Regions from separate parts of the Homo sapiens genome. Here region 2 is linked to region 1. The links are chromatin loops, found by intact Hi-C in ENCODE. Cell type or tissue: PC-9. All regions are shown on one strand. Links, peaks and the distances in the headings refer to the core of each region. The heading gives the core; the rest is flanking DNA.

Region 1 (10,164 bases), core at 3,007-5,506:
TCCCGATTAGCTAGGACTACAGGCGCCCGCCACCATGCCCGGCTAATTTTTTTTGTTTTTTTTTCAGTAGAGACGGGGTTTCACGGTGTTAGCCAGGATGGTCTCGATCTCCTGACCTCGTGATCCACACACCTCGGCCTCCCAAAGTGGGGGGATTACAGGCGTGAACCACGCGCCCGGCCTTAAACAGCCTTTTAAGTGGCCTCCCACTTCTACTCTTGCCTGTAACTTTCTCTTCAAAAGGGCCAAACATTCACCATATCATGTCACACCCATCCCCATCTTAAAATCCTTCAATTAGTTCCCAAAGCATTTAGAGTAAGTTCTAAACCCTACCTGGTATTTCCATTGTTTACCATGCAAATCTCATTCCTCTCCCCATCCCCACCCCCACGCCATCCAGTTTTTTACCCTTATTTACTCTTTCCAGCAATCCTGGCCTTTTTTTCTGTTTATTAAACACACCAAGCTAGCTTCCAACTATGGGCTTGTATTTGCTATTCTCTCTGCCTTTTGCTCCAGAGCTTTTACAACTCTATTCCTTCTATTTGTCCAAATGATAGATCAATGTCGTTCTGTCATTAGATCAGCTGTCATTCTGTCAGCAAGCTATTCCCTAGCCACCCTACGCAGCAGTGCACCACCCCTCTCGACCCCCTACTTTCTCTATCACCCTCTCTATCCCGAAACTCTATTATATTACCTTGCCTTCTAAAAAATCCATCATCTTTATCACTATCTGGATTTCCCCATTGTTTACTTATTCTATGACTACACAAAGTAAGTAAGCTATAGAACATAAGCTTCATGAGACCAAGGACATGTCGTATCTTGCCTATCACAGACCCTACGTACCAGTCATAACAAATTGCCTCAATTTCCTTAATGTACACGAGCTGTCTCATAGCTCCTTAATAAGCCATGCCTCATCATCTCCTGGCTCCCCTGAAACATCAACGATGCCTTGATCACTCATCCTTTATATGAGACCATTAAGCCTGGGATCTCAAACACTGTGATGATCACATTGAGGTACTTTTTTTTTTTTAAACATATATGCTGCCCCCATTGGATGCTGAGTTTCTTAAAGACATGAGTAGACTCTGATTTATGCTCATTTTCACCACCTAGAAGAGTGCCTGGCCTGCAGTAAACACCAACTAAGAATTTGTTATCCTTAAAAATGAGTACCTAACTTATGTAAAAGTATTCTTTTTATCCTTTTTTAAGCCTTAAAGGTAAATCGGCTGGGCACGGTGGCTCACGCCTGTATTCCCAGCACTTTCAGAGGCCGAGGCGGGTGGGTCACGAGGTCAAGAGATTGAGACCATCCTGGCCAACATGGTGAAACTCCATCTCTACTAAAAATACAAAAATTAGCCAGGCATGGTGGTGGGTGCCTGTAGTCCCAGCTACTCAGGAGGCTGAGGCAGGGGAATCGCTTGAACCCAGGAGGCGGAGGTTGCAGTGAGCCGATATCGTGCCACTGCACTCCAGCCTGGCGACAGAATGAGACTCAGTCTAAAAAAAAAACAAAAAACAAAACAAAACAAACAAACAAAAAAACCAAAGATAAGCATAACTTCTCTACTGACATATGCATTAATAAAGTAGTTATTAAAACAGGCTGGCCACGGTAGCTCATGCTTGTAATCCTATCACCTTTGGAGGCCGAGGCAGGCAGATCACTTAAGCCCAGGAGTTTGAGACCAGTTTTGGCAACATGGCAAAGCCCCATCTCTACAAAAAATACAAAAATCAGCCATGCACAGAGGTGCACATTGGTAGTCCCAGCTACTTGGGAGGGTGAGGTATGAGAATTGCTTGAGCCTGGGAAGTCGAGTCTGCAGTGAGCTGTGATTGTACCACTGCACTCCAGCCTGGGTGACAGAGCAATACCCTGTCTCAACAAATAATAAATAAAGTATTCATTAAAACATAATTTTGCAACAAAAGATGGCTCCAACGTTGAGTGACTGTTTAATAAAAATTATCTGTAACTTTCCTAAACGTTTCATTATTTTATACATGTTAATCATCTTCTCTCTTCGCTATCATCTGTCGAGTCTGGAAAATCCTACACATTCATGCAATTGATTTCTTCCTTTGATCATTTTAGATGCTCTTTCCTGCTTTTCTTTTTTTTCCTCTGCTTTTTCTGGAAAAGTACTGATAAAAAACTGCACATAATTACCTTGGGGCTATATAAAATTTTGGAACATAACTTTATTGTTTTGTTTTCAATATCCCTCTTGATGATGCCTAGGGTGGGGGTAGGTGGAAAGAGAGGAATATAGGAATACAGGAACAATGACACTTAATGTCTTCATGTATGAACAACAACAAAAGATCTAACATAACTAATAGAACATATACATGTATAATGTAACTATATTTGCACATATGTACTAAATACTATACATAAATACAGCTCAGATAATTTTTCACTAAAGACATTATCATTCACAATCTACTATTTGCTACAGTAAGACCCAAGGAGAAACCTTGGGAGACCATAATCATCCTCTATGGATGATTTTATCTATATTTTAGCCCTTTGTAAAATCATTGTAAAACTTCACATTTTTTAAAGCTGTTGTCTATATTTGTTCTACTGACAGACGACACATTATAACAAAAACTTAGAAAGCTGGAAGAGATGTTGGCTAGATCACAGTAATGAGAAAACTTTCTTTAAAGTAACTGGAATAACATCAAGACAAGGTGAAGATCACACATGACCAGGCTTCCCAGAAAACCTGGGAGACAGAGGCCCAGCTACATAGCAAAGAATTCATTAACTTTATTCATGATGGAACCTCAAACTTAGCCCTGTATTTCCTATGTAGCTTTTGTTATGATTAAGTAATGATTTGGTCTGTTATATAGTGTTCTTTTCACATTTTATTATGAACTTCATACCATAGCTCCATTTGATTTATGCTAAGTTCTCTTTGTGGTAAAAATCTTTAAGCCTCTATTTTAGGTAGCAGATGTACCTCTGAGTAGATGTTCCCTACCACTGAAACTTCTCCTGTTGGCCAGGCACAGTGGCTCACATCTGTAATTCCAGCACTTCGCACAGCCAAGGCAGGAGGATCACTTGAGCTCAGGAGTTAGAGACCAGCCTGGGTAACATGGGAAGACCTCAGCTCTACTAAAAAAAATAAGCTGGGCTAGGTGGTGGGAGCCTGTAGTCCCAGCTACTCAGGAGGCTGAAGTGGGAGGATCTCTTGACCCTGGGAGGTTGAGGCTGCAGTGAGCCATGATTGCACCACTGCATTCTAGCCTGGGTGACAGAGTGAGACCCTGCCTCAAAAAAAAAAAAAAAAAGAAAAAAAAGAAAGAAACAAAGAAAAAGAAATGACTACGGTTAATCTTCCAGATGACACATCTAGTAAATGACAGCACCTACCCACAAGACAGGTGTGAAATCTTGAGGGCAAACAACATTTACCTTTCCACTACTGTTTGAGACATACAACAAGTCATCTGTATTTTTAAAGTTTTCTTCTTAATGTATACCTTTCCTTTAGGTTTTAAGGGGGCATAGGCTTACTATACTGTTGATTACACAAACTAGTTCAACTATCCATTCTGTGATCTCTAGAAAGGTTTTTAACAGATTAAAAAAAAAATCTTGGTAATTTGTAACCTATATTTCAGGTTTCTGAAAAGAGTTCTAAAGTAAAAGCTAACTTTGCTTTTTAAAGATATCGACAACTATTAAAATGGTACTATTATAAACGAATAGGCTTATACTTTTAATATGCCACCATAAAGGGAGATATAACATCCCTTAGAACATTTTGGACAGCTACAACAAAGTTATGGCTTTAAAAATATTAATGGCAAATCATACCTTTGAGGTATGCATTAGTCAGCATTGCCTTGACAATGTGCCTGGAAGCATTTTTTTTTAACACTTGTAGCCAAATGAACAGAAGAGGGCACTGCTGCTAAGCAGGATGCAGAAACACATACCAGCTAGCAGTAGGCACCAGGGTAATGAAGGTTCCTTTCAGAAAGTAATCATTCTGACCTTCTAATTTGAGGCCAAGTGAATAATAACTCATGAGAGTCCATTATTGAAATCTTTGCTCTGATTTTTAAAGAAAAATAGCAAACTGTCTTTAAATTTGGTGTGTTACTCACTTACACACAATCCACCTTTCCAGGAAGGAGATTTGCTCGTGTAGACTTCTACAGATGGACTTACAGAACTTTTCCAGGTGGACACAGATAATCAGGGACCTGTAGCTGCTAAACTTTGATCTTACCATTGAAACCATCCTGGTCCAGATCTCCCAAAGGAGCTATGGCACTGCCAAACCGTGCAAAGACCTCAAATCCATTCAGCTTTGTCGTCTGGAAGTCTCCTGAAGCTCTCTGTAGAGACACTGAGACCTGCCCCACCTCTTGGAGTTTGCCATCAGAGCCACGATCCATGAAGAGAGGTGCTCCAATAAACACATCTGCATAACTAGAAGAACAGAAACTTCTCACCAAAGCAAGAACAAATTTCATGTCTTAGTAGGCATTTTCTTTCTTACTACAACTCACTTTTCCTCTTTCTGCATCTCTCACACCCACAGTGAAACACAAAATGATTACCAGAGCACTCATTTCAAATTTGAAACTTCCTTTAATTCTTTTAAGAAACTATGAATAATTCATAAAATTACTTTATTTGTTCATGTTATAAAAGCTACTGAAAAAAAACAGAACAAACATATGAGGTTTTCTAGAATTCATGATTAAGGTTGCTTCAAATTGTTTCCTTAAACAGAAAGATTAGCAGAAAAGGAATACAAAAACAGAAGAAAAAAATGTTTAGTTTGAGTAAAGTATTCGTAAACATGAGAAGATAACTTTCTGGAAACATTTTTTTTTAAACTTACTCATCTCCATTAATGTCAGTGGCAGCTACAGAAAATCCGAAATATGCAGCCATCTGGATAAAAAGATGAAAATGAAATGTTTATATTTCATCCAATTAGTTTAGACAATTAACATTTGTAATATATGTACCAAATAGGGTTATTTTTTTTCTCTGCATATAGTGCTTCAATCTAAATGTCTTGTCTTTTGTTTATTCTACCAACACAATGACAATCAGGTAATGAGGCTTGTTGTTTTCCTAGATCATGGACACAATATATTACATGTATATACACAATATATTACATGTATATCCTTCCAGTGTTGTTGATATATGACATTTAAGTCTAAGGACTATCAATTCTCCTTCTCAGGCCTACCCTACTATCTCCCTTTCTCTCCACTTCCCAAAACATACCAGACACAAGCACACTAACAAAGATATATAGTCACAGACAAATGTTGTGATTGAACCCAACAAGTTTTATATGGATGCCTATGTCATGAGGATAATAGATAATAATTATTAATAACAGATAATAATTGGCTCCCCTATGTGTAACTACTACTACTGTTTAAAAATTACTGTTTGGAAAGATATGGAAAGGAGCTCATTTTTGTGTCATATCTCTATAGATTACTTGCCACATGATTTTGCTTTTGAATCACACACAGTACAAATGTGTTTGGGTTTATTATGAGCTTATAATGCACAGGGAGCAGAAATGTCCTCTTCCCTACCACAGGAGACCACAGGCTTGCATAGGATGAGCAGCTTAGCTGTAAATAAATGTGAAAAAGGAAAGCTCTAAAGAGAGCTGAAAGTGCAAAACAAAACTAAAAGAGATGACAGATTAAATATAAAGTAAGGTGAAAAATGAGTCAACAAACCAAAAAAGGAAAGTTAGCAATGCTTCTCAAATTTGATTGGCTCAGATATCAAGGGAGAATGATAAGGGAGATTCCTGCATTATCTATTTTGGGTTGATACAGTGTAATTGGGAAAATGAAAGGTGTGTTCTGTATTAAATAACAAGTTCAGAGCTTGTGAAATAAAATATACTGTGTTTGGGGTACAAGGTTGATGTGCCGACTATGTAACAGAATAATATTCATGGGCCTTAGTCACCTATGGTGTTTGGCTTGGAAGTGTAAAGAAAGGATGGCATTTACTGAGACACACTTTGTCCCGGGCACTATGATTCGAATGTTTTCTTTTGATTCTCACAACTGTCCCATGAGGAAGTTGTCAGCATCCCTATTTTTATAAATAAGAAACAGATTTTCAGCAGCAAATACCTTATCCAATGCAATAACAGATTGAGCATGGAAAACCCAGGTTTGTCCTCATCTAAAAGCCACGCTTCCCACTCCTCTCTAGCCACCCCCACTTCCCAATAGTGGAAGGAGGAATAAAGCAAGTATCATTGAGTGCATGCAGTAGGATCCAGACTCATACATGGTCACCAGACAGGAGAAGCTGCTTGAGCTGGAGAAGTCAAAACGGAACAAAGGGACCACCCCTGCAGCAACCCTAACTGCCTGTCAACTGCAGGGCCCTCCAGGTTGTGCATCAATCTTGACTGCCATACAAATGGGAGGAGGTTTCTGGGGACCATGAGTCTAGTCAGTCAGCCTGTCAATCCTATCCCAAAGCCCAACAATCTCAACTGAACAAAAAGGCTTGAATCCCAGATCTGCAAACTTTGAGAAAGATTTTTCTCTACCTACTGTTTAAATGTTTATTCATCATTACCAACTTATGGTATAATTCTTTGAGACATACAACAGAGAATATTATAAAATGCCTGTACTCGCAGAGAAATGTCTAATACTTAAAAAGTACTAGCATTTTTTTAGCTGAGAAATATCTTATTTCATGTAGTAAAAATGAAGTTCGCTTATAATATCTATAATACACATATCTGTGCCATGCTTTCTGTTGCATCTAATAAAATTATAAGGCATTGATCATCCTTAAAAAAGAATTTAAAGAATTCTTTTCTCTTTTTTCTTTTCAGTAAAGAAAAAGGAAGTCTTTGTGGTTTTGTATGCATGTGATTTTGCATTTCCTAAAAAAAAAAAAAAAAGGAAACAAAAACAAGCCAAAATATCCAAATTACTTTGGTTAAAACAAAGATGAAATATTTAAAGCCCATCTTATATCTAGAATATTGAATATTATGGAATCATTAAACCATTCTGATACTGCCAAGGAAAGTTTTAAGAAATTAGAAACTCTGATGATAAAATATTGAGTGAAAAAGGCAAGACAAAATGAAAAATACAGAGTAAACCAATTTTTGTTTATATACTACACACACACACACACACACACACACACACACACACACACGCTCAAAAGAGAAATGATAATAGTTTGACCAAAATGGTAAGAGTTGGAAGAATTATCTATTTGATGAGATTATAGTTCATTTTTACAGTTTTATTTCGCAAATTTTCTCCAATGAGTACATACTGCTTTTATAGTGGGAGAGGACGATCATATTTTGGAAGCATACCTGCTCGCCAGTAAAATTGTATAAGGAGGACATGTTCTTCCCATCATAAATATAAACCTGTGAAGGAAAAATAGAAGTATGTGAAATCTGGTAAAATAGAAGATAACTTAGAGATTTTTTAAAAAATACCTTTTAACTGTCCTACCATTCCCAAAGTCCTTGCTGCTCTTGGAACTCCTGAAACAAAGTCTGAAACAAACAAACAAACAAATTATTCATTTTTTAGGACAACACTGGAAGTTGCAGACCAGAAGTGACTATGTCAGCAAGCTTTAAGTTTTACTACTTCAGTTCAAAACAAACAATCAATTTAGAAAAATTGGTACTCCGTAATAAATAGCCCAGCATTTTTAAACTATAAAATCAAAATTTACAAAATACAAATTCTGGAGGGCTCTCAAACATATGCAAATAAGCCCTCAAGTCATTTGTAATATTGTTAAACAAGAATAGACAAGATAAAGTAACCTAAGAATGAAGAAAAACTACATTTAGTTTAGTAGTACAGTAATGAAAAATAATACAGAGCAAACTGAAGTGGGGTAGAAGTGGCTGTGGCACAAAAATGTGATCAAAATCAGGTAAAGACTGTGATTCCTAAACGGAGCTCTGAAGGAAGATGGATGGACAATGAGAGGATGGGGTAATAACCGTACAGAGATGGCCCAGAAGGTAACAAAGGATGCCTAAAGAAAGAAGACACTAATTCTTCCTCCCAGAGGAATGAATTTGCTGAAGACAAGGAGGAAAATGCTAAGGAAATCACTAACAGTGTTGGGGGCTAAAAAGAAGCAGAAAGGAAAGGCACTGAAGCCAAGTGTAGCTGTCTCAATTTCAGCAGCCACTAGAGGAAGTTCAGCACAGACCTAGCCTGGACTCTCACCAGTGTGCTAACATCTTCCTCATTTCTTCTGTTATATTCCATAACAATGGTTTAAAATTGCTTAAAATTTTATTTTCTTTTCCTTTTTTTTTTTTTTTTTTGAGACAGGGTCTCGGCTCTGTCGCCCGGGCGGGAGTGCAGTGGCGCAATCACAACTCACAGCAGCCTCAACCTCCCTGGGCTCTGGAGATCCTCCCACCTCAGCCTCCTGAGAAGCTAGACACTGGTGTGCATCACCGCGCCCGGCTAATTTTTGTGTTTTTTCTAGAGGCAGGGTTTTGCCATGTTGTCCAGACTGTTCTTGAACTCCAGGGCTCAAGGGATCCACCCGCCTCAGCCTCCCAAAGTGCTGAGATTACAGGCTGCAGCCACAGCACCCAGCCACTCAAACTGCTTAAAATTTTCAATGCCACATGTTTCAAATACTTAATCTAATTTTTTTAAAGATTAGATATAGTTCAAGTACTTCATACCATCTATGCCATCACCATTGAAATCTCCGACAGCCACAGAATAACCTAAACAGGAAACCAAAGGGGAGAACCATCAGGACAAGGACGTTATCTTCAGCAGGCTTGCTGAGTAAGCATTCCTTGAAAATATTTTCAAGAAACTCCTTTACTTATGCAATATTTTGTCCCCTAGTCATAACAGATTCATATATATATGACATATGAATTTTAAATGAAACTGAGTTAAATACTCAAATAGTCTATTTTTATTACAAAACTACAATTGTCTTATTAACTTTACAAAGGAGTCTGTTAAAAACACCAAATTTACAACTCATCATAAAGAACAAATAAATTCTCTCAATCAGCAAGTACTATTTCTGTCATATATGACTTGTTTTAATATATCATAAAGAAATTGAAAGAGAGAACACATGTTAATAAGTCCTAAAGACCAAAACTTTTATTTAACATCATGAAGAAAACTTCAGGAGTTAGACTGTCTCCATTTGAATCTCTGAACAGCAAGTTACAAGCGAGTGACTTTGGGCAAGTTATTTTGCGTCTCAGTGCCTCAGTGTTTTCACCTACAAAATGAGAATAATACAGTATGCTTGACTTGTGAGGATTAAATGAGTGAATACAAACCAAGTCACCTTGAACAATGCCCAGAACACAGTAAGCATATCTTAAAGGCTAGCTATTATTATTATCACTGCACAAATAATCACTGTCTTCAATTTCAATTACTGAAACGTAACATAACCAAAGTACTCATTAACAATTTGAAATTGTATATTCTGTATGTTTCAAAAAATCCTAATCTATTTCACATAAAATATTTTTCTACTTAAAAGACCATACTCAGATATAAGATATATGTACCACAGTTCCAAAAATGAGTAAATTTTGGTTTTACCTACCCAAATAGCTGTCATCAAAAATAGCTTGTGCAGTCCGAGTTGCTAATTGGTTATTATACTTGATGCTGTAAACATTGGGGTCGTATTTAGATACGATTTCTGCCACTTGATCCGAAATAAGCTGACCTAAAAAAGGGTGTATATATAAAATAAATAACCTTCAAATGGAAACTTTATGATACAGATAATGTATGGTACCTGCATGAAGGAAAACAATATTAGATATTAGTACTTCTAATTATTAGCCGTACATAACTCTCCTTGATCATACTCAATTTGAAAATGGATATTCTTAACTTAAAATTATTTCTGTTTAAGCCAGTACTTAAAAGTAGTCTCTGCTAATAAAAATTTAAGAAAACAGGACTTGTCTTAAATCACTAGAAAGCAATGTTAAATACACGGAATAATAAAATCAAAGGCTATCACCCAACTAATCCATTAAAACATGAAAAATTTACTGAAACAATACTGTTACTTTTATAATCAGAATAATTGGTTCA
Region 2 (10,164 bases), core at 4,711-7,210, 140 kb before region 1:
GGTTCCCTGGATTTCCTGAATTTGAATGTTGGCCTGTCTTGCTAGGTTGGGGAAATTCTTCTTGATGATATCCTGAAGTATGTTTTCCAACTTGGTTCCATTCTCCCTGTCTATTTTAGGTACCCCAATCAGTTGTAGATTCAGACTTTATACATAGTCTCATATTTCTCAGAGAATTTGTTCATTTCTTTTCATTCTTTTTTCTCTATTTTTGTTGGTCTTATTTCAGAAAGATAGTCTTCATGCTCTGAGATTCTTCCCTCCTGTTAGTCTGTTTTGCTATTGATACTTGTGATTGCATTGTGAAGTTCTTGTATTGTGTTTTACACCTCCATCAGGTTACTTATATTCCTCTTTAAACTGGCTATTCTGGTTATTAGCTCCTGTAATGTTTTACCATGATTCTTAGCTTCTTTGCATTGGGTTAGAACATGCTCCTTTGGCTCAGTGAAGTTCATTATTACCCACTTTCTGAAGCCTACTTCTGTCAGTTCAGCCATCTCAGCCTCAGCCAAGTTCTTTGCCCTTGCTGGAGAGGTGTTGTGGTCATTCGGAGGAGAAGAAGCACTCTGGCTTTTTGAGTTTTCTGCATTTTTGCATTGATTCTTTCTCATATTTGTGGGCTTATTTACCTTCGATTTTTGAGGTTGCTAACCTTTGAGGGTTTTGCAGGGTCTTTTTTTGTTGATGTTATTGTTGTTGTTGTTGCTTTCTGTTTGTTTTTCTTTTAACAGTCAGGCCCCATTTCTGTACGGCCACTGTGATTTGCTGGTGGGTGGCTTCAAACACTACTTGCCTTGGTTTTTCCCTTACTTGGAGGTATCACCAGTGAAGCCTGCAAAACAGCAAAGATGGCAGCCTGCTCCTTTCTCTGGGAGCTCCATCCCAGGTGGAGTACTGACCTGTTGCTGGCCCACATGCTCCTGTAGGAGTTGCCTGGAGACCTCTGTTAGGAATTCTCACCCAGTCAGGAAGAATGGGATCAAGGACCTGCTTAAAGAAGCAGTCTGGCTGCTTTTTGGTAGAGCAGGTGTGCTGCATTGGGAGAACCCTTCCTCATCTGGACCACCTGAATCTTCACAGCCAGCAAACTGGAAAGGCTGAGTTGACTAAACCATGGAGATGTCAGCTGGCCCTCTCCCTGCAGGCTTCTTCCAAGGGAGAGATCAGAGTTCTGTCTATATAACCCTAACTGGAGTTGCTAAAATTCCCACAGGGAGGCCCTGCCCAGTGAGGAGAAATCAAATGGGGTCCCACTTAAAAAAAAGCAGTCTGGCCACAATCTGGCACAGTAGCTGTGCTGCACTGTAGGGGATCCCTTCTCATCCAGACTGCCTGGACTCCCCAGAGCCAGCAAGCTAGAATGGCTGAATTGACCTAACCTTAGAAACGATGGCCATCCTTCCCCTGAGAACTCATCCATCTCACGCAGTTTCCATCCTGTTGCACTGGCTGTCTGGAATTCCAGGCCAGTAGGTCTTAACTCATGAGGTGCCATGGAAGTGGGGCCCACAGAACATTGCTGCTTGGCTTCTGGATTAAGCCCTCTTCCTAGGGGAGTATATGAATAGATCTCCCACCTTGCCAGGATTCTTGGGGCCAGAGTGTGTAAAACTCCTGGGTTTCTATATGAGCTTGAACGGCAGTTCTGCCACAACTCTGTACAGCTCTGTGTGTCAGACCCAAGGCCCTGGTGGTGTGGGCTCACAAGGGAATCTCCTGATCCATGGATTGAAAAGATCCATGGGAGAAGCATGGTTTCCCAGGTGGAGCCACACAATTACTCACCACTTTTCTTGGCTGGCAGTGGGGGTTCCTTTGGCTCCTTGCTGCTCCCAGGTGGGCCATCACTCCACCTTGCTTCTTGCCAGTCTCCGTGGGTTGAGCCATCTGCCTAGTCAGTCCCAATGTGAGAACCTGGAAATTTCGGTCGTAGATGTGGAATTCACTTACTGTTTTCATTTTTCTTCATGAGAGCTGCAGACTGCAGCTGCTTCTAGTTGACCACCTTCTGTCATCCTATATTTTATATCTACATTTGGAATGTTGTTTATTTAAAAAGAACCCCTAAAATTGTATAAGTTGGTTCTCTGCTAGACAAAATCTGGATCTTCCCTTCCCTCCCATGCATTCTTGACACTACTGTCAGAGTGATCTAAGCACATTTTATCACCTTAATTATTTTCTTCTTCTTTTTTTTTTTGAGACGGAATCTTGCTCTGTCACCCAGGCTGGAGTGCAGTGGCACTATCTTGGCTCACTGCAAGCTCCTCCTTCCAGGTTCATGCCATTCTCCTGCCTTAGCCTCCCGAGTAACTGGGACTAAGAGGTGCCTGCCACCATGCCTGGCTAACTTTTTTTTTTTGTATTTTTAGTAGAGATGGGGTTTCATTGTGTTAGCCAGGATGGTCTCAATCACCTGACCTCGTGATCCACCTGCCTTGGTCTCCCAAAGTGCTGGGATTAATAGCACTATAAGATGACTATAGTTAATACCATATATATAAATAATAACTTATATAGAAAACATATATAGTTAATATAACATATATATAACATATATAGTTTCAAATGGCTAGAAGGATATTGAATGTCCTTAACACAAAGACATAACAAATGTTTGAGATGATAAATATGTTAATTACCCTAACCTGATTACTATACATTATATGTCTCAAGACATCACTATGTACCCCATAAATATGTATATTATGTGCCAATTAAAAATGTGCGGTTCCACACAAACTTTAAGATTATTTTTCTATTTCTGTAGTTTTCATTGTATAGGTCCTTCACCTCTTTGGTTAAATTTATTTCTAGGTATTTTAGGGTTTTTTTTTGGTAACTATTGTAAATGGGATTGCCTTTTTTATTTCTTTTTCAACTAGTTCATTATTCATGTATTGAAACACTACTGATTTTTGTATGTTGATTTTGTAGCCTGTAACTTCACTGTATTTATTAATTAATTTGAAGAATTTTTGAGAGAGCCTTTAGGTTTTTCTATATATAAGACCATACTATTGTATGTACAGCACTATAACATGTACATACTATTGTATGTACAGATTGTTCAAACAGGAACAATCTGATTTCTGTCTTTCCCAATTTAGATATATTTAGGTTTCTTCCTCCTGCCTAGTTGCTCTGACTAGGACTTCCAGTACTATCTTGAATAAGAGTGGTATGAGTGGACATCCTTGTTTTCTAGTTTTTAGAGAAAGAGCTTTCAGCTTTCCTCCATTCAGTATGCTGTTAGCTGTAGGGTTTTCATATATGGCCTTTATTATATATCTAATTTATTGACATTGTATATCTAATTTCCTTGTATATCTAATTTATTGACAGTTTATATCATAAATGATATTGGGTTTTATAAAACACTTATTCTATTGAGATGATCATATGATTTTTATTCTTCATTCTGTTTATGTAATGAGGATGTTCATTGATTTCTGTATGTTGAACCATCCTTGCATTCCTGAGATAAATCCCACTTTATCATGGTGTATCTTTTTGATGTGTTGTTGGATTTAGTTTGCTATATTGTCTTAGGATTTTTGTGTCTATGTTCATCAGGAATATCAACCTGTAGTTTTCTTTTTTGTTGTGTCTTTATCTGTTTTGGTATCAGAGTTATGCTGGCCTCATAGAATGAATTAGAAAGCATTCCCTTTACTTCAATTTTTGGAATAGTTTGAGAAGAAATGGTGTTAATTCTTCTTTAAAAGTTTGGTAGAATTCAGTGGTGAAGCCATCTGGTCCTGGTCCTGAACTTTTTATTATTGGAAGACTTTTAATTACTAATTCAACCTCATTACTTGTTATTGGTCTATTCAACTTTTCTATTTCTTCTTGGTTTAATCTTGGTAGGTTGAGTGTGTCAAAGATTTATTCATTTCCTCTAGGCTTTCAAATTTATTGGCATATAGTTTGTAATACTCTCTAATGGTCCTTTGTATTTCTGTGGTATCAGTTGTGAAATCTGCTTGTTCATTTCTAACTTTCCTTATTTGGATCTTCTCTCTGGTTTTTTTTTTAGTCTAGCTAATGGTTTGTCAATTTTGTTTATCTTTTTCAAAAACTAACTTTTTGTTTCATTGATCTTTTGTATTTTTTTATCAATTTTGTTCATTTTTTCTCTGGTCTTAATTTCTTTTATTAATATTTGTCAAATATACTGATTTTTTTTTTTGCTTTTTTAGCTCATTGAGATGCATTATTAAGTTGTTTATTTGAAATCTTTTTAGTTTTCTGATATAGGCATTTATTGCTATAGACTTACCTTTTTTTTTTTTTTTTTTGAGCCAGAGTCTTGCTCTGTCACCCAGGCTGGAGTGCAGTGACACAATCTTAGCTCACTGCAGGCTCCGCCTCCCAGGTTCATGCCATTCTCCTGCCTCAGCCTCCCAAGTAGCTGGGACTACAGTCGCCCACCACCATGCCAGGCTAATTTTTTGTATTTTTAGTAGACAGGGTTTCACCATGTTAGCCAGGATGGTCTCAATTTCCTGACCTCGTGATCCACCCGCCTCGGCCTCCCAAAGTGCTGGGATTACAGATGTGAGCCACCGCGCCTGGCCTAGACTTACCTCTTAATACTGCTTTTGCTGTATCCCGTAGGATTCGGTATGTTGTGTTCTATTTTCATTTCTTTCAAGGAATTTTAAAATTTGTTTCTTAATTTCTTCTTACTCATGGATTGTTCAGGAGCATGTTGTTTAATTTCCATGTATTTGTATGATTTCGAATGTCCCTTTTGGTATTGATTTCTAGTTTTATTCCACTGTGGTCAGATAAGATTTTTGATATGATTTCAGTTTTTAAAATTTTTTGAGACTTGTTTTGTGTTCTCACATGTGGTCAATTCCCTCCTGCCAGGGAATTCAAGATGATGGGGAAGCTGGTTGTCTACCTCAATCTCACTTTTTCCAGTTTAGAAACGATAAGTTGGGGACAATTTTTCTGCATACTTAGATAAAGTGAGAATTAGGTGGATAATCAGCAAAATTGATGAAGGGGCATGATGGATGTGGAAATCTAATTCTCTTATGAGTTGCTCCATTTTTTCACTTTGCTGTGGTTCCAGAAACTGTCTCATCTTCATATCAGTACACCAAACATTTATCTTTGACTTTTTTTTTCTTTTTTTTTTTTTTTTTTTTTTGAGACGGAGTCTTGCTCTGTTGCCAGGCTGGAGTACAGTGGCGTGATCTCAGCTCACTGAAATCTCCACCTCCCGGGTTCAAGCGATTTTCCTGCCTCAGTCTCCCGTGTAGCTGGGACTACAGGCGCATGCCACCATGCCCAGCTAATTTTTGTACTTTTATAGAGACGGAGTTTCACCATGTTGGCCAGGATGGTCTCAATCTCTTGATCTGCCTACCTCAGCCTCCCACAGTGCTGGGATTACAGGTGTGAGCTACTACGCCCAGCCTATCTTTGACTTTTGACCAGGGGTATTCAGTCTTTTGGCTTCCCTGGCCACATTGAAAGAAGAATTGTCTTGGGCCACACATAAAATACACAAACACTAGCGATAGCTGATGAGCGTTAAAAAAAAAAAAAAATCAAAAAACAAACTCATCTTGTTAGGGTCAATTACTGGTTCCTTACTTTGTTAATTTGGAACGATTGTGATTCCCTGTTTGCTGTTGTTTCTTATGCTTGTATGCCTATGTCTTCACATTGAATGATTCATTATTTATTCCAGTCATCTCTAGTTTGTGTTGGTTTTTATTCGATGTATTTACTTAGACATACTTTACCACTAGGTCTCTGACTCCTTTTTGGCTCTAGGTGGCATCTTAGGCTAAGGTTTGCCTCAGGTGGAGCTCTGCCCCTCCTGAATGAGGGAGGTCCCTGATATCCTAGCAGTATGAGAAGGTTGGCTAGGGGTTTGTGCCCAGAGAAACTGTGGGATGAACTTTCATAGTGCTGCTGAACAGCCACTCCGATTTCACAGCTTCTTTGGCTGAGTTATAGGGCAGAGTTTCCAAGGCTGGGGATGATATTCCTGCTTCCCCTTGTCTCTGTCCTCAGGGGTATTTTTCCCTTGATGCTTCCTGTGAGTTAAGACAAGGCAGGTCTCCTGCCAGGAAACCCAAGATGATGGGGAAGCTGGTTGTCTACCTCAATCTCACTTTTTCCAATTTAGAAACCACAGTTGGGAAAAAATTTTCTGCATACTTGGAAAAAGTGAGAATCAGGTAGACAACCAGCAAAATTGCGGGAGGGGCATGATAGATGTGGAAATTCAATTCTCTTAATGAATTGCTCAGTTTTTTCACTTTATTATGGTTCCAGAAACTGTCTCATCTTCATATTTGAGTTCTGGGATATTTCTGGTGATAATCTCAGTGCTGCATATACGTATTTTTGTTTTTCTGTTGGTTGGGAGAGAGAGAGGGTAGGCAGTGCTTCAGCTAGCACAGCAATTTGGAACTCAAATTCTTTCTAATTTATTATTTTATTAAATACGTTTTCTTTACCTTTTCCCTCCTCTTCTCCTTCTGGAATGCCCACAATGTGAATATTTGTTTGTTTAATGGTGTCCTATACATAAATTTGTAGGCTTTCATCATTCTTTTTTCTTTATCTCTTTTTCTTTGGTCTCTCTGTTATTTCAAAATAACTGTCTTCTAGTTCAGAGACTTTATTCTTCTGCTTGATCTAGTCTGTTTTTGAAGCTCTCGATTATATTTTTCATCTCATTGAGTTCTTCAGTTGTGGAATTCATACTTGTATCTTTTTATCCAATATCTACTTTGTTGTTGAATTTCTCATTCAATTCATGAATTGTTTTTCTGATTTTATCGAATTGTCTATCTGTATTATTTTGTATCTTCACTAAATTTCCTTAAGATTATTATTCTGAATTTTTGTGACATTTTGCATATTTCCTTATGATTGGGATCTGTTACTGGAGAATTATTGTGGTCCCTCAAAGGTGTCATGTTTCCTTACTTTTTCATGTTTTATGTGTCCTTCCATTGATTTCTATGCATCTGGCAGAAAGGTCACCTTTTCCAGTTTATGAAGTAGATGTTGTAGAAAAGACTTATTCATTTAGACGGTTATTGGGCTATTGGTTTGGTGAGGTGTGTTGGCTTCGGTTCTAGTTGGACACAGTAGTGTAGGCTCTATATAGTTTCTTCAGCTATAATCTATATTAGTAATGTTTGCAAGTGTGTCTGTGGCTTAAGCTGAGAAACATAGTGGTAGCAGTGCAGCTTTGCCAGAAATAGGCTTGCCGGGCTGTTTCTCAGGTCAGGGCACATGATGGGTCAGCCAAGGGGTCTGGCTTACTGGGGTTGAGGGTCTGTTACTCTGGCTGGGGCATAAGCATGCAGTTGCTTAGCCAGCCTGGGGACATGTCTGTCAGGTGTAGCCTATGTGTTTGTTTCTCAAGCCTGGGACATGACCACCCAGCTGCTTAGCTGGCCTGAATGGTGTGTGTTTTGGGGGTGGCCCTCAGGACTGTTTCTCAAGCCCAAGATGTCAGTGCACAGCTACTCAACTGGCTTGAGTGCATGTCTGTCAGGGGTGGCATGTGGAGCTGTTTTTCAGGCCCAGAACACAGGTGCATAGCTCACTGGTCAACTTGAGGACATTTCTGCCAGGGGCTGTTTCTCAGGTGTGAATTGCAGGCAGAGTTTTTGGGCAAGCCAGGGCAGGGGCATTTCTATGGGGGTTAGGCATGCCTTAGGGCTGTTTCTCAAGCACTGGGCATGAACATGTAGCCACTCTGCCAGCCTAGGGCTATGGCACCTGCTCAGTGGGGGACCTTTGCGGGGATAAGGAGTGAGGCACACAGCAGTCTGCTGGCTCAAGAGTAAGTTCACCCTGGGTGAGTCTGCAAGACTTTTTTCTAACTGGAAGTAAAGGTGGTGGTGGTTGGTTTGTTTCCCTGCTTTGCAGGACTGGAGTCACAGCTGATCCTAGGCCCAAGCTCTACATAGCTGGGTTTGTGGTGGTCAGTGCCCCCCACCCACCACCACCACCCAGTGTGGGCTTGATGCAATGAAAATGGAGCCCTAGTGCATCAGAAGTGCAGTGGCTACTTGCCCCCAGAGGAAGGCACACTCCAGAGGTGGCCCTGGTCTCAAGATGGCACAGTGCTGCAGCAGCTTGACTGGGTGTAGGGTAGGGAATACACATCTTGTGCTCCTAATCTGGAGCAATGCACCTATGTGAAGCCCTAACAGCTCTTTCATTTGGGCACAGGGCTTTGAGAGAACTTGTGATACTCCTGTACTAAGAACTTCAGGTATTTACGGTGGCAGTAGGGGCTGATGGGATTATTCTGCTTACCTTTCTCCCTCACCTCTTCTGCCCCTACAAGGGGAAGTCCCTCTTGTCTGGACCAGTCTGATCTGGGTGGGGGAGACAGGACTTCGGAGGCCGGGTGCCTCCATACCGCCTTCCTGAGCTTCAATCACCATAGATACATCTCCACTCCCCTGCTGCACTCCAGTGTTCTCCCTTCAACACCCAAGTCAATTCTTAGCTGTATTTCTATTGTCTTGATCTTTTCTTGCAGGGGGAATGAGCACCAACCATCTCCAGTCAGCCATCTTGCTGATGTCACTCCCATTTTGTACCTTGACCAACATGTCCCAATCCCCACTCCCACTCTCCAGCCCTTAATAACCACCATCTACTCTTTATTTCTATGAGTTTCATTTTAGAGTCCATGTATAAGTGAGGTCTCACAGTATTTGTCTTTCTGTGCCAGACTTTTTTCACTTAGCAAAATGTCCTCCAGATTCATCTATGTTGTCACAAATGGCAGGATTTCCTTTTTTTTTTTTAAGGATGAATAGTGTTTATTTTGTATATATACCATATTTTTTAATCCATTCATCCACCGATGAACACTTAGGATGACTTTATAATTTGGCTACTGTGCATAATGCTGCAATGAGCATGGGAGTGCAGATATCTCTTCAATGTACTCATTTCTTTTGATTATAAACTCAGAATAATACTTGGTGGATTATATGATAGTTCTATTATTAATTTGAGGAAACTCCATACTGGTTTACATAATAGCTTACCAATTTACGTTCCTTCCAACAATGTGCAAGGCTTCTCTTTTCCCCACATCCTCTCTAACATTTATCTTTCATCTTTTTGATAACAGCCATTCTAACAGGTTTGAGGTAATATCTCAATGTAATTTCAATTTGCATTTCTCTGATGATTATTTATGCTGAGTATTTTTATATACCTTTTGGCAATTGTATGTCTTCTTGAGAAAAACTTCTCTTCAGGTCATTTGCCCAGTTTTCAAATCTGGTTATTTGTTTACTCACTATTGAGTTCTTTGTATCCCTTATGTATTTAGATATTAACCCCTTGTAAGATGTGTGGTTTGCAAATATTTTCCCCATTAACATAAGTTATTTCTTTACTGTGTTGATTGCTTACTGTTAGAAGCCTTTTAGTTTGATGCAATCCCATTTGTCTATTTTTGCTATTGATGCCTGTGCTTTTGGAGTCATCCAAAAAATCATTGCCAAGACCAATGTCATAGAGTTTTTCTCCTATATTTTCCTCTAGTAATTTTACAGTTGCAGATCTTACATTTAAGTCTTTAATTAATCTTGAGTTAATTTTTTCTGATATAAAATAGCATCTAATTTTATTCTTCTGCATGTTTCTATCCAGTAGTCCCAACACCACTTACTGAAGAAACTGTCTTTCCTCACTGTTTATTCTTGGTGCCTTTGTAAAAAATCAGTTGACTGTAAATATTGGATTTATCTCTGAACTTTTCATTTTTTTTCCATTTGTCTGTGTATTTATGCTGGCACCATGCTCTATTGATTACCACAGCTTTGCAGTATATTTTGAAGTTGGGTAGTATGTGGCTTCAGCTTTGTTTTTGCTCAGAATTGCTTTGGCTATTCAGGGTCTTTTGTGCTTCTTTACAAATTTTAGAATTTTTAAAATTTTGGTAAAAAATGTTATTGGAATTTTGATAAGGATTGTATTGAATTTGTAGATTTCTTTGGGTGATATAGACATTATAACAATATTTTCCGAATCCCTGTACATAGATATCTTTCCATTTGTGTCTTCTTTTTTCATTATCTTACATAGTTTTCAGTGTACAGATCTTTTACCTCCTTGGTTAAATTTAATTCTAAGCATTTTATT

Evidence for each region. Peaks named below come from ENCODE experiments on the same cell type or tissue, not always from the same donor. Only the 100,000 strongest peaks of a DNase experiment are listed, where the experiment ranks them.
Region 2: a loop joins it to region 1, with 8 times the contacts of the local background. A loop is called at or near these places in 3 of 110 quality-filtered maps.

What each region holds. Positions count from the first base shown.
Region 1 is chr2:186,635,705-186,645,868 of GRCh38, reverse strand. ITGAV (integrin subunit alpha V) reads right to left here. Exons shown (of 30, transcript NM_002210.5): 7 at 9,662-9,787; 8 at 8,760-8,804; 9 at 7,549-7,592; 10 at 7,404-7,460; 11 at 4,902-4,954; 12 at 4,281-4,483. Among named protein-coding and RNA genes, the nearest start is that of ITGAV, 51 kb to the right of the region's middle. In PC-9, for the core only: a CTCF peak has its summit at 3,968 (motif pointing right); a DNase peak (open chromatin) is centred at 3,908; H3K27ac peaks cover 323 bases.
Region 2 is chr2:186,776,777-186,786,940 of GRCh38, reverse strand. No RefSeq gene overlaps it. Among named protein-coding and RNA genes, the nearest start is that of ZSWIM2, 67 kb to the left of the region's middle. In PC-9, for the core only: a CTCF peak has its summit at 5,808; a DNase peak (open chromatin) is centred at 5,790.